2 separate regions of the Mus musculus genome follow, and region 1 is linked to region 2. Evidence: chromatin contacts called from ENCODE Hi-C or POLR2A ChIA-PET data. All regions are on one chromosome and are shown on one strand. Each heading gives the region's core, a stretch centred on a gene start or an enhancer-like site at or near the end of the contact. The rest is flanking DNA. Distances are from core to core; before and after follow the strand shown. Region 1 holds the start of Cebpa (CCAAT/enhancer binding protein (C/EBP), alpha). Region 2 overlaps Pepd (peptidase D).

The links. A loop is a pair of places that touch in the nucleus more often than their neighbours do. ChIA-PET counts read pairs that join two places held with the same protein, here RNA polymerase II (POLR2A).
Region 1: a map of Patski shows a loop between it and region 2 (1.9-fold over the local background). The contact joins the promoter of Cebpa here to the enhancer-like site in region 2. A Hi-C loop is called at or near these places in 1 of 37 maps with a recorded cell type or tissue (Patski). POLR2A ChIA-PET finds 5 or more read pairs at or near these places in 1 of 5 experiments (Patski).

What each region holds. Positions count from the first base shown.
Region 1 is chr7:35,116,230-35,121,387 of GRCm38, forward strand. Cebpa (CCAAT/enhancer binding protein (C/EBP), alpha) reads left to right here and starts at 3,064. Exons shown (of 1, transcript NM_007678.3): 1 at 3,064-5,158. The coding sequence starts at 3,190. The coding sequence ends at 4,269.
Region 2 is chr7:34,927,230-34,931,866 of GRCm38, forward strand. All of the region lies in intron 3 of Pepd (peptidase D), which reads left to right. Among named protein-coding and RNA genes, the nearest start is that of Gm25922, 14 kb to the right of the region's middle. Within about 2 kb of position 3,267, at least 1 of the 3 ENCODE cell types and tissues checked has a DNase peak (open chromatin) inside an H3K27ac peak, as active enhancers do.

The DNA.
Region 1 (5,158 bases), core at 1,814-4,313, 190 kb after region 2:
ACATGCTGAAAGATGTCAGCTCCAGCCGGGAGCCTGGCATCTTGTATTTAAAGGTCCTAGGTCGCCTCTGTAGCCGCTCCTGGAAGAGGAAGTGGGGTTGAAACAAGTCCTTTTGGTGTGGCCTAGACTGCTGGTGAACCTGTAATCCTCCTGCCTCAGCCTCTAGACTGTTGAAGATACAGGTATGTACCACCATACCTTTTTGGGGACCTCATGTTTCTCATCTAGCCAAAAGCTCCTCTCCATTCTAGCTGGAGTAGGCTTAAACCCAAATGGGACAAAATTAAAAAAAAAATTTTTTTAAACCCTCCCAGACCAGCCACCAGAGGATAAATGCTCCGTGAGATAAAGCAGGTTTGTTTACCTGGGATGGCCTTGGCCATCAACCCAACCCTGTCTGTAGATCCAGCCTTATCTAGGCCCCTCCCTAGCTCTCCCCACACTCCAACCTGTCAAACACCCTTGTCCTTTGTTACCAGAACAGGCCATGCTCCCAGCAGCCTCTCCACCTTTGCACCTGCTGTTCCCTCCTCCAAAGGGGTGGGGGTGGGGAAAGGCTTTTCTTCCTTATCCTTCCAGAGACTTCCTGCCTACTTCAGGAAATATCTCAGAGGCTCACATGAAGACCTCTCCCAAGGCCCGTTTCAGTCAGCCGCAGTGGGATTCCACTAACTGAGTTGTGTAAAGATACATGTTTGACCATCACACGGGAGGCTGGAAATCAGAGCCAGTGAAATCCGGAAATCAGTGGCTGCCTTCTCCAGAGCCCAGTGTTCCTGGGGCTGGGTGTGAATACAGCCATAATGACCGGTTCCACCTCTAACCCATGAGACCATTTCATGGGTGATGGTTTACCCCTGCTCCTTTGGTGTCCCCCTCTATGATGACACTTTTCTTAACCAGCTGACTGCATATGACATATCTGTCCCACTACTTGTGTCACATGCAGGGACATTTCTCACGAACCCCTGGGTGTTTAGAGCAGTAAAAAGGATTCTGTCAGCGACTGGAGACCTGCAGGCTTTGGGGCGGGACTCCCAGTCCCCGCCCCTCACCTCAAGCACTTATCCCACTTTCTTTGTTGATGACTGTAGTGTGTTCCAGCTTCCTTCAACCCCAAGTCCCTCTGCTTGCATAAGCGAGGATGTCAGCCTCCTGCTAATGTCTCTCTTAGCTAGGAACTTTCTTACAGTGTTCCCTTTCCCCTCAGGGGGAACCAAACAAGCAAACAAATAAACATTATATTTAACTCAGCAGAAAGACTGAAGATTCCTCTCGGCTTTTAAGGATTTTTCCCCAGGGGACACTCCACAGGTAGAGTCGCGTGCATCTGGCCCAGAGAGCGATCCTCTGCTCACACCAGGTTGTTTATTTAGTGTATCTGCTTTTTATTCACTCTGTTCAAAAGCATCAAGCTAAAAATATCTTTTTTATGCGCTCTGCACCGAAAATGAAGCAGTTGAGCCATTAATCACTGAGAATATGTTGAATGAGAATTTGATTAAAGTACAGGATGCGTCCTTCAGACGAAGTCGGTTCTTTACTGTAACCGCAGTGGAAGCACAGCAGACCTCCCTAACAGTTTTTAGCCGCTCCTCTTGGAGCCTCCTGGGCGGATCGCAGGGCCTTTCCTGGCCTAAAAAGGCCATTGCACTGGGGGTCTTGACCTGCGACCCTAGAGCGCAGCAGGTCACGGAACACGGACAAATGGAGTTCGAGAGGACGAAAGGCCTCAGCTCAAGAAGCCGCGGTCTTCGGGGTGCAAAAACGAGAGACGTGGGTGCTCACCAGGCCCCTTCTGCCCCCGGACCTCCGCGGCCGCGATCCAGGTGGAGGGTGAACGAGACGCCACGTGGCTGGGAGCCGATGCACGCAAACTCCTACCCACAGCCGCGAGCCTGTAGGCGGCGCGGCGCGGAGGGCTCCCAAGTGGGTGCTCGAAAGGCTTCGTAGCTAGGAATTGGACACCCGAGCTACCGAGATTAGTGCCCCCATGAATGACAGTAGGGAAAGAAAACTGTGTCTTCAGGCCCCTGGCTATGGGCCCCGCCTGGGGATCACAGTCCCCGATTCAAGTTCACTCCTCTCCAACACCCTGCCCTCTCGCGGCCCCTGTGCGCTCTCCTTAGGGTCCTTTTCCGCGAGGCTCAGAGGACCCACCGGCTGGTCCCGGGCGTGGGGTGGTGGTGTCCCGAACACTTGACTAGAGTGCTCCACGCTGGGTAGCAACGTCTGCCTGGTAAGCCTAGCAATCCTATCGCTCTGGCCTGGAGACGCAATGAAAAAGAAAGTTTTCCAGCCTAGGCGAGTGGACGAGCCAGGTCCACCAGGCTCCGGGGTTAGCGGCCGCCTCCGCTCCCCGCCGGGTCCTAGCGCCCTACTACTCTGAAGAGCCCGTGGGACCCTGTAGTTCTAGAGAAGCTGGGCGAAAGAGAGGTGCTCTGCCTGGAAGCCGTGGGGTCGCGTGGAGTTCAGAGAAAAAGACGCACAATCTCTGCGCTCCCGGCCTCGCCACTCGGCGGTGCGCGCTAGGTTGCTGGTCCAAAGCAGTCTCCAACCTCCCGCGCCGCGGCTCTCCGCCACAGCCTTTTAGAAATCCGGGTGGGAGACAGGCCTAGTCCCAGCTTTTAACACAAGTCTGCACTACGGTAGCTCAAAACCAACATTCTCTCTCCAAACGCTCCCCAACCTCCACCTCCCCTCGCTCGGCCTCTAGATGCTCCCGGGCTCCCTAGTGTTGGCTGGAAGTGGGTGACTTAGAGGCTTAAAGGAGGGGCGCCTAACCACGGACCACGTGTGTGCGGGGGCGACAGCGCCGCCGGGGTGGGGCTGAGCGCTGCAAGCCGGGTTCGCCTTGCAGCGCAGGAGTCAGTGGGCGTTGCGCCACGATCTCTCTCCACTAGCACTATGCTCCCCACTCACCGCCTTGGAAAGTCACAGGAGAAGGCGGGCTCTAAGACCCAGCAGGCACCATCCTACTGGCGCCTTCGATCCGAGACCCGTTTGGACACCAGGGGGCGATGCCCGACCCTCTATAAAAGCGGTCCCCGCGCGGGCCTGGCCATTCGCGACCCGAAGCTGCGCGGGCGCGAGCCAGTTGGGGCACTGGGTGGGCGGCGGCGACAGCGGCGCCACGCGCAGGCTGGAGGCCGCCGAGGCTCGCCATGCCGGGAGAACTCTAACTCCCCCATGGAGTCGGCCGACTTCTACGAGGTGGAGCCGCGGCCCCCGATGAGCAGTCACCTCCAGAGCCCCCCGCACGCGCCCAGCAACGCCGCCTTTGGCTTTCCCCGGGGCGCGGGCCCCGCGCCGCCCCCAGCCCCACCTGCCGCCCCGGAGCCGCTGGGCGGCATCTGCGAGCACGAGACGTCTATAGACATCAGCGCCTACATCGACCCGGCCGCCTTCAACGACGAGTTCCTGGCCGACCTCTTCCAGCACAGCCGACAGCAGGAGAAGGCCAAGGCGGCGGCGGGCCCCGCGGGTGGCGGCGGTGACTTTGACTACCCGGGAGCCCCGGCGGGCCCCGGCGGCGCGGTCATGTCCGCGGGGGCGCACGGGCCCCCTCCCGGCTACGGCTGTGCGGCGGCCGGCTACCTGGACGGCAGGCTGGAGCCCCTGTACGAGCGCGTCGGGGCGCCCGCGCTACGGCCGCTGGTGATCAAACAAGAGCCCCGCGAGGAGGACGAGGCGAAGCAGCTGGCGCTGGCCGGCCTCTTCCCCTACCAGCCACCGCCGCCACCGCCACCGCCGCACCCGCACGCGTCTCCCGCGCACCTGGCCGCCCCCCACTTGCAGTTCCAGATCGCGCACTGCGGCCAGACCACCATGCACCTGCAGCCTGGCCACCCCACACCGCCGCCCACGCCCGTGCCCAGCCCGCACGCTGCGCCCGCCTTGGGTGCTGCGGGCCTGCCTGGCCCCGGGAGCGCGCTCAAGGGCTTGGCCGGTGCGCACCCCGACCTCCGCACGGGAGGCGGCGGCGGTGGCAGCGGTGCCGGTGCGGGCAAAGCCAAGAAGTCGGTGGACAAGAACAGCAACGAGTACCGGGTACGGCGGGAACGCAACAACATCGCGGTGCGCAAGAGCCGAGATAAAGCCAAACAACGCAACGTGGAGACGCAACAGAAGGTGCTGGAGTTGACCAGTGACAATGACCGCCTGCGCAAGCGGGTGGAACAGCTGAGCCGTGAACTGGACACGCTGCGGGGCATCTTCCGCCAGCTGCCTGAGAGCTCCTTGGTCAAGGCCATGGGCAACTGCGCGTGAGGCGCGCGGCTGCGGGACCGCCTTGGGCCGGCCCCCTGGCTGGAGACCCAGAGGATGGTTTCGGGTCGCTGGATCTCTAGGCTGCCCGGGCCGCGCAAGCCAGGACTAGGAGATTCCGGTGTGGCCTGAAAGCCTGGCCTGCTCCGCGTGTCCCCTCCCTTCCTCTGAGCCGGACTCGGTGCGTCTAAGATGAGGGAGTCAGGCCGTGGTGGTTTCTCCTTGAGACCGAGAGACTTTCCGCGGAGCTGAGCTGGGGGCCCGGCAGTACTAGTATTAAGGAAGTAACCTTGTGCCTTGGATACTCAAAACTCGCTCCTTTTCCTACCGAGTAGGGGGAGCAAAAATGTGCCTTGATATTTTATTTGGAGGATTCCTGCTTCCTCTCGGGCCTCAGCTGGCCCCGTGAGAAAAATGAAGGGTGCAGGCCCAGGGCAGGAGGAAGATACAGGAAGCTGAGATCCCGGCAGTGCCCTGAGCTGCCCCTCAGTCCCTGTCTTTAGAGGGGAGGGACTTAGGTGTTGGGGATTTGAGTCTGTGTCCTCACCCCCAGCTACAGGGAGGTGGAGGGCTCCTAATCCCTTGCTTTTTGCACCTCCACCTACATCCCCCCCCCCCCACTCAGCTTACAACAGGCCAGGTTTCCTGGGTGAGTTCATGGAGAATGGGGGCACCACCCCCAGTCAGACCAGAAAGCTGAGTTGTGAGTTAGCCATGTGGTAGGAGACAGAGACCTAGGTTTCTGGGCTTTGTGGGGTGGGGGATAGGAGGACACGGGGACCATTAGCCTTGTGTGTACTGTATGTCGCCAGCCGCTGTTGCTGAAGGAACTTGAAGCACAATCGATCCATCCCAGAGGGACTGGAGTTATGACAAGCTTCCCAAATATTTT
Region 2 (4,637 bases), core at 2,017-4,516:
GTGTAACTGGGGGCGGGGGGGGGGGGGTGTTTGAAGTCTCAGATGCTCAAGCCAGGCCCAGTGTCTCACTCTCTTCTTGTCATCTGCCTGCATGCCACCAGGCTTCCTGTCATGATGATAATGGGCTAAACCTCTGAATTAAATGTTTTTCTTTATAAGAGTTGTTGTGGTAATGGCGTCTCTTCACAGCAATGGAAACCCTAACTAAGACATAAGTTGGTACCGGAGACTGGGGTATTGTGATAGGCCGGACCATGCTTTTTCCTGGAGGAATATAGAACACTTTGGGACTTTGGACTAGAAAAGGGATTGGATAATTTAAACAGGGCTCAATGCACCATCCTAGCAGGAGCGTGGAAGACAGTGGTGCTGAGGGTGATTTGAACCGTGGGGTCTGGCTCAAGGAGTTTCAGAGGAGAATATTATTAATACGTGACCTGGAGATCATTCTTGTGATATTTTGGTGAAGAATGTGGCTGCTTTCTGCCCTTGTCCAAAAACTTCTGACTGATTGGCAGAGGACATTTCAAAACAGCGTTGACTGGGCTGTGTGGTTATGAGTGCCCAGTCTCATGGAGCTCTATAATGAAAAGGAACAGACTGAGCAAGGAGAAATTCAAAATGTATAGTTGGTGGAGAAAAGGGGACACCACGAGGTATAAGCAGATTAAAGGAGAGGTTGGTGCCAAGGGGAATAAAGGGAGCAGTGACCTCAGAGTGAGACCCCACCCAGCTGAGCTTCCAGCCTGTGAAAAGGAATTAAAGAAAAGCTTGGTAGTAAATGCCTTTAATCCCAGCCTCCTGGAGGCAGAGGCAGGTGGATCTCTGAGTTTGAGGCCAGCCTGGTCTACAGAGTGAGTTGCAGGACAGCCACCCTTAGGCAGTCAAGGAAACCAAGGAAAACAGAAAGCTGATGAAAGTGTAATTGAATGAGGGGGCTGCGTTTCAGACCTAGCGAGCTGAAGAACTTGGCAGCTTCGGCCACATAGTTCTGGCTTTAGAGTCAAGAACAGAAGAAAGGGGTTATGGAATCTCCCTCTGTGACTAAAGGAAGGTCTCTGAGGTCAGGCCTGTGGCAGGGGTGTCCCTGAATGGAGGCCCAGAGAGGCCATTGCATGAAGCTGTGAAGTTGAAGCCAAAATTGCTTTGGAGACCCCAAGATATTAAGAGTTACCAGAGTCATGGGATACCTGCCAAGGAGAGCTGCACATGGGTGTGGAACCAGCCTAAGAGAGAAGTGTGTTTCAGTCAACAAAACTGAAAGGAGTTGGAGTTGGTGTTTTGATGTCAGACATGGAGATGCAGAGTTTGGAGTTTGCCTAGCTGTGGTCCAGTGTTTCCCCACAAAGCCCCCTTCCCTCCCTTTTGGGATGGTAATGCATATCCTGTGCCTCTGCATGTTGGGAGTATGTGATCTTCTTTTTCATTTCATTTTACAGGGGGTTACAATTAGGAGATTGCCATGAGTCTCAGAATAGTCTTTGAAGTTTAGACTTTATTCTGTGTGGAGCCCGTGATAGACTATGGATGCAGACTTTTGAAGTTGGACTGAATGCATTTTGCATTATGATATGGCTATGTTATGATATGGCCTATGGGGATCAGGGAGCGGAATGTGGTGGTTTGAATAAAAATGGCTTCCATAGGCCACATAGGGAGTGGCACTGTTAGGAGGTGTGGCTGTGTTGGAGGAAGAGTGACACTGGGGATGGGCTTTGAGGTCTCAGATGTTCAAGCTAGAACCACTGCCCCACTCTCTTCCTGCTGCCTGCCAATCCAGCACCATGTCTGCCTGCGTGCTGCCATGCTTCCTGCCCTGATGATAATGGACAAAACCTCTGAAACTGTAAGCCAGCCCAGTGAAATGCTTTCCTTTATTAAGAATTGCTGTGCTCATGGTGTCTCTTCACAGCAATAGAAACCCTACTTAAGACACTGTTCTTTCAACATCCCCTTGGCCCTACCTCCTCACTCAAACTGAGCCTGCTGAGATGAGAGACAGCTCAGAAGCTGGCAGATACTCTAAACTGTGAGCTGTAGGGATGGACAATGGAGGTCCAGGCCCAGGTCAGCTGGCCCCACCTGGTGTGCACCCCCCTCTCTCTCTCTTTATCTTGAGATAAAATGACACTATGTAGCCTAGGCTGGCCTCAGACTCATATCCACCTGTCTCCTCCCCAAGTGCTGGGATTGCAGGTGATAATTACCATGCCCCACCAAAAGAATTATGTGGGTAATTACGTGTGTGTACATGTGTGCATATGTGCGAGCACACGTGCGTGCGTGCGTGCGTGTGTGTGTGTGTGTGTGTGTGTGTGTGTGTGTGTGTGTATGGCTGCATAACCTAGGCAAACACTCTACCACTGAGCAGTTCACCTAGATATTTCCTTATGAAGACTTGGCTCCAGCAAGAAAGGACGGATGTTGCCTGGGAGTTGACGGCAGGCATCTGTAGCTGGTACATTGGAGGATTCTACCCCAGTTGCTGAACCCTTGTAAACTCCCCCATGTATCCTACAGTTACAGCCTGGGAATTAATTGCCCTTGACTGAAGGGCTTAAAGCCCAGGACCTTGATTGGTCAGGTATCAGCTCTTTGCAGTCTGCTTTCCTCATGCACATACAGTCTTCAAGAATACAGGAACTCCATAGCTGAGTCTGAGACTATTAAAGCGCTCTTTTAGTCTGGCCCTGCTTTGCTGAGGCAGCTCATTGTCTGGTGCTGAACAGAGCCTCGAGTAACCTTGAGGGTAGATTCATGCCTGCAGGGTTGCTTCCCCGGTGTATGAGGCTGTGTGTGCTATGCAGGCCAGGCCCAGCAGCTGTGGTCCCAAGGGAGACTGACACCATGGCTGAGACAGTTTCCCCAGCAGACCTTTCCTTTCTGTGCTCTGGGCTGACTCACTGTCTGTCTGTACTGAGTGCTTGGGAGGGAAGGCCTGGTTGTAACAGGCAGGGGACAAAGGGGCCAGTTGTCTGGGCTCGAGCTGGGAAGCAGCCAGATCTGATGTACACGGCTGCTTCCAGACGCTGCGGTGATCAATAGGGCACCGGGAGCAAGGCTGATGGGATTACCTGGCCTTTGCAATCAAAACCCACCAGACTGAACATTTGACCTTAAGCTCCTCAGCTTCCTTTGGAGTCTCTATCTGATGGCTTTTGAAAATGCATCTGGCAGGTTCTACAATCCAAAGTCACTCAGGAAACTCGAGGTCCGTTGTAGGATCCACAGCTTCTGTGGGCACAGCCTTGCCGTTGGGGTTGTAGATGCTGGGGGAGGAGACTGGAAGCCCAGGGCTGGCCTGTGCCTCACCCGTACTGAAGCAGGAGGGTGGGAGCCCCTGATGTGCTTGGAGTCTATCCAAAAGAAGATTAGCTGACGGTGGCTCTGGCCTGGACATCTGGAAGTTTCCTCTGTGACACACCACGCCAACTAGCTTCACAGACATGGGAAGTGAGCAGCTTAGAGTATGGATAGGGGGTCCTCTACATTCCTTCCTGTCCCTGACCAAACTGAAGGCACAGGTAGTGTGCTTTGCCTAGGTTTGCAGGGAGGTGGTGACTGGCCTATCTAGGACCTGTCTGGCCCCAGGTTACCCAGGAATGTGTCTTGTGGAAGAGTGCACATAGGGTGGCTTTTGTTGTTTGAGACAGGGTCTTGCAGTGTAGCTTGGGATGACCTTGAATTCAAGATCCTTCTAGCTCAGCTTCCTGAACACTGGCGTCATGGTGTGTGTTATCACATTGGTTTTATGTGGGCTGTTTGTGACGTGAGATATGGTGTGTGGGACTCGGTCTCTTTTATGGCACTGCCCCGTCCCCCCTTGAGTCACAAGGAGGGAGGGCTTCCTGACCCCTCTGGGGCAGTACTCTGGCTCCGGCTGGAATCAGGAGGAAGGATGGGCTCTTTGAGGGAAGCAGTCTTCAGGAGGGCTAATGGGTTCTTTTTGACTCCTCCTGAGCACCTGCACCCGACTCCTAGCACCTAGGGACTAGCCAGAGCCCCTAGCTTTCATGGGTACATGGGCAGGTTTGTCTCAATCACTGATCCTTGCAGTGTGGCCTTCCTCTGCCAGCTTCTCTCTGTCGGGATAATCTCAGAGGCTGCGCTGTGACTGCCCCAGCTCACACACAGGAGCAATCTCCAGGCTCAGACACTGCTCTGATTTGCAGAGGGCTACTTCCCTCTTTGACAACTTAATGACATCTTGACATGGTTGCTGACTTCTGCTCTGCACGCACCGTGTTGTGCCAATAGTGGAATAAAAGGCAGCGGCATTGTTTGGAGCTGAAGGCAGGCGCCCGGCGCTGGAAACGGATGATGGTTGCTGTCATTTGGCCTTTTTACTTATTCATTAACCACACGCAGGTGGTCAGCTAGCCACTAAGACCTGCCCTTTAAAATTCCATTTTCTGGAGGGTTCCATCATGTCTGCATCATGTGGCATTAATTTAATGGCTCCTTCTCACCTGAGGACTCAATGGGGCTTTGGGGCCCATGGTGCTGTGACCAAGCATCACCTGCTGTGACTCTGGGCTTGTGCTTGGGGCCAGCTGCTGGCAGAGCACAAATCCCCTATAGAGGATGGGTATCCTGTTAAGGGAGGCAACTTCTCCCTGCTGCCAGAAGTGCACTGT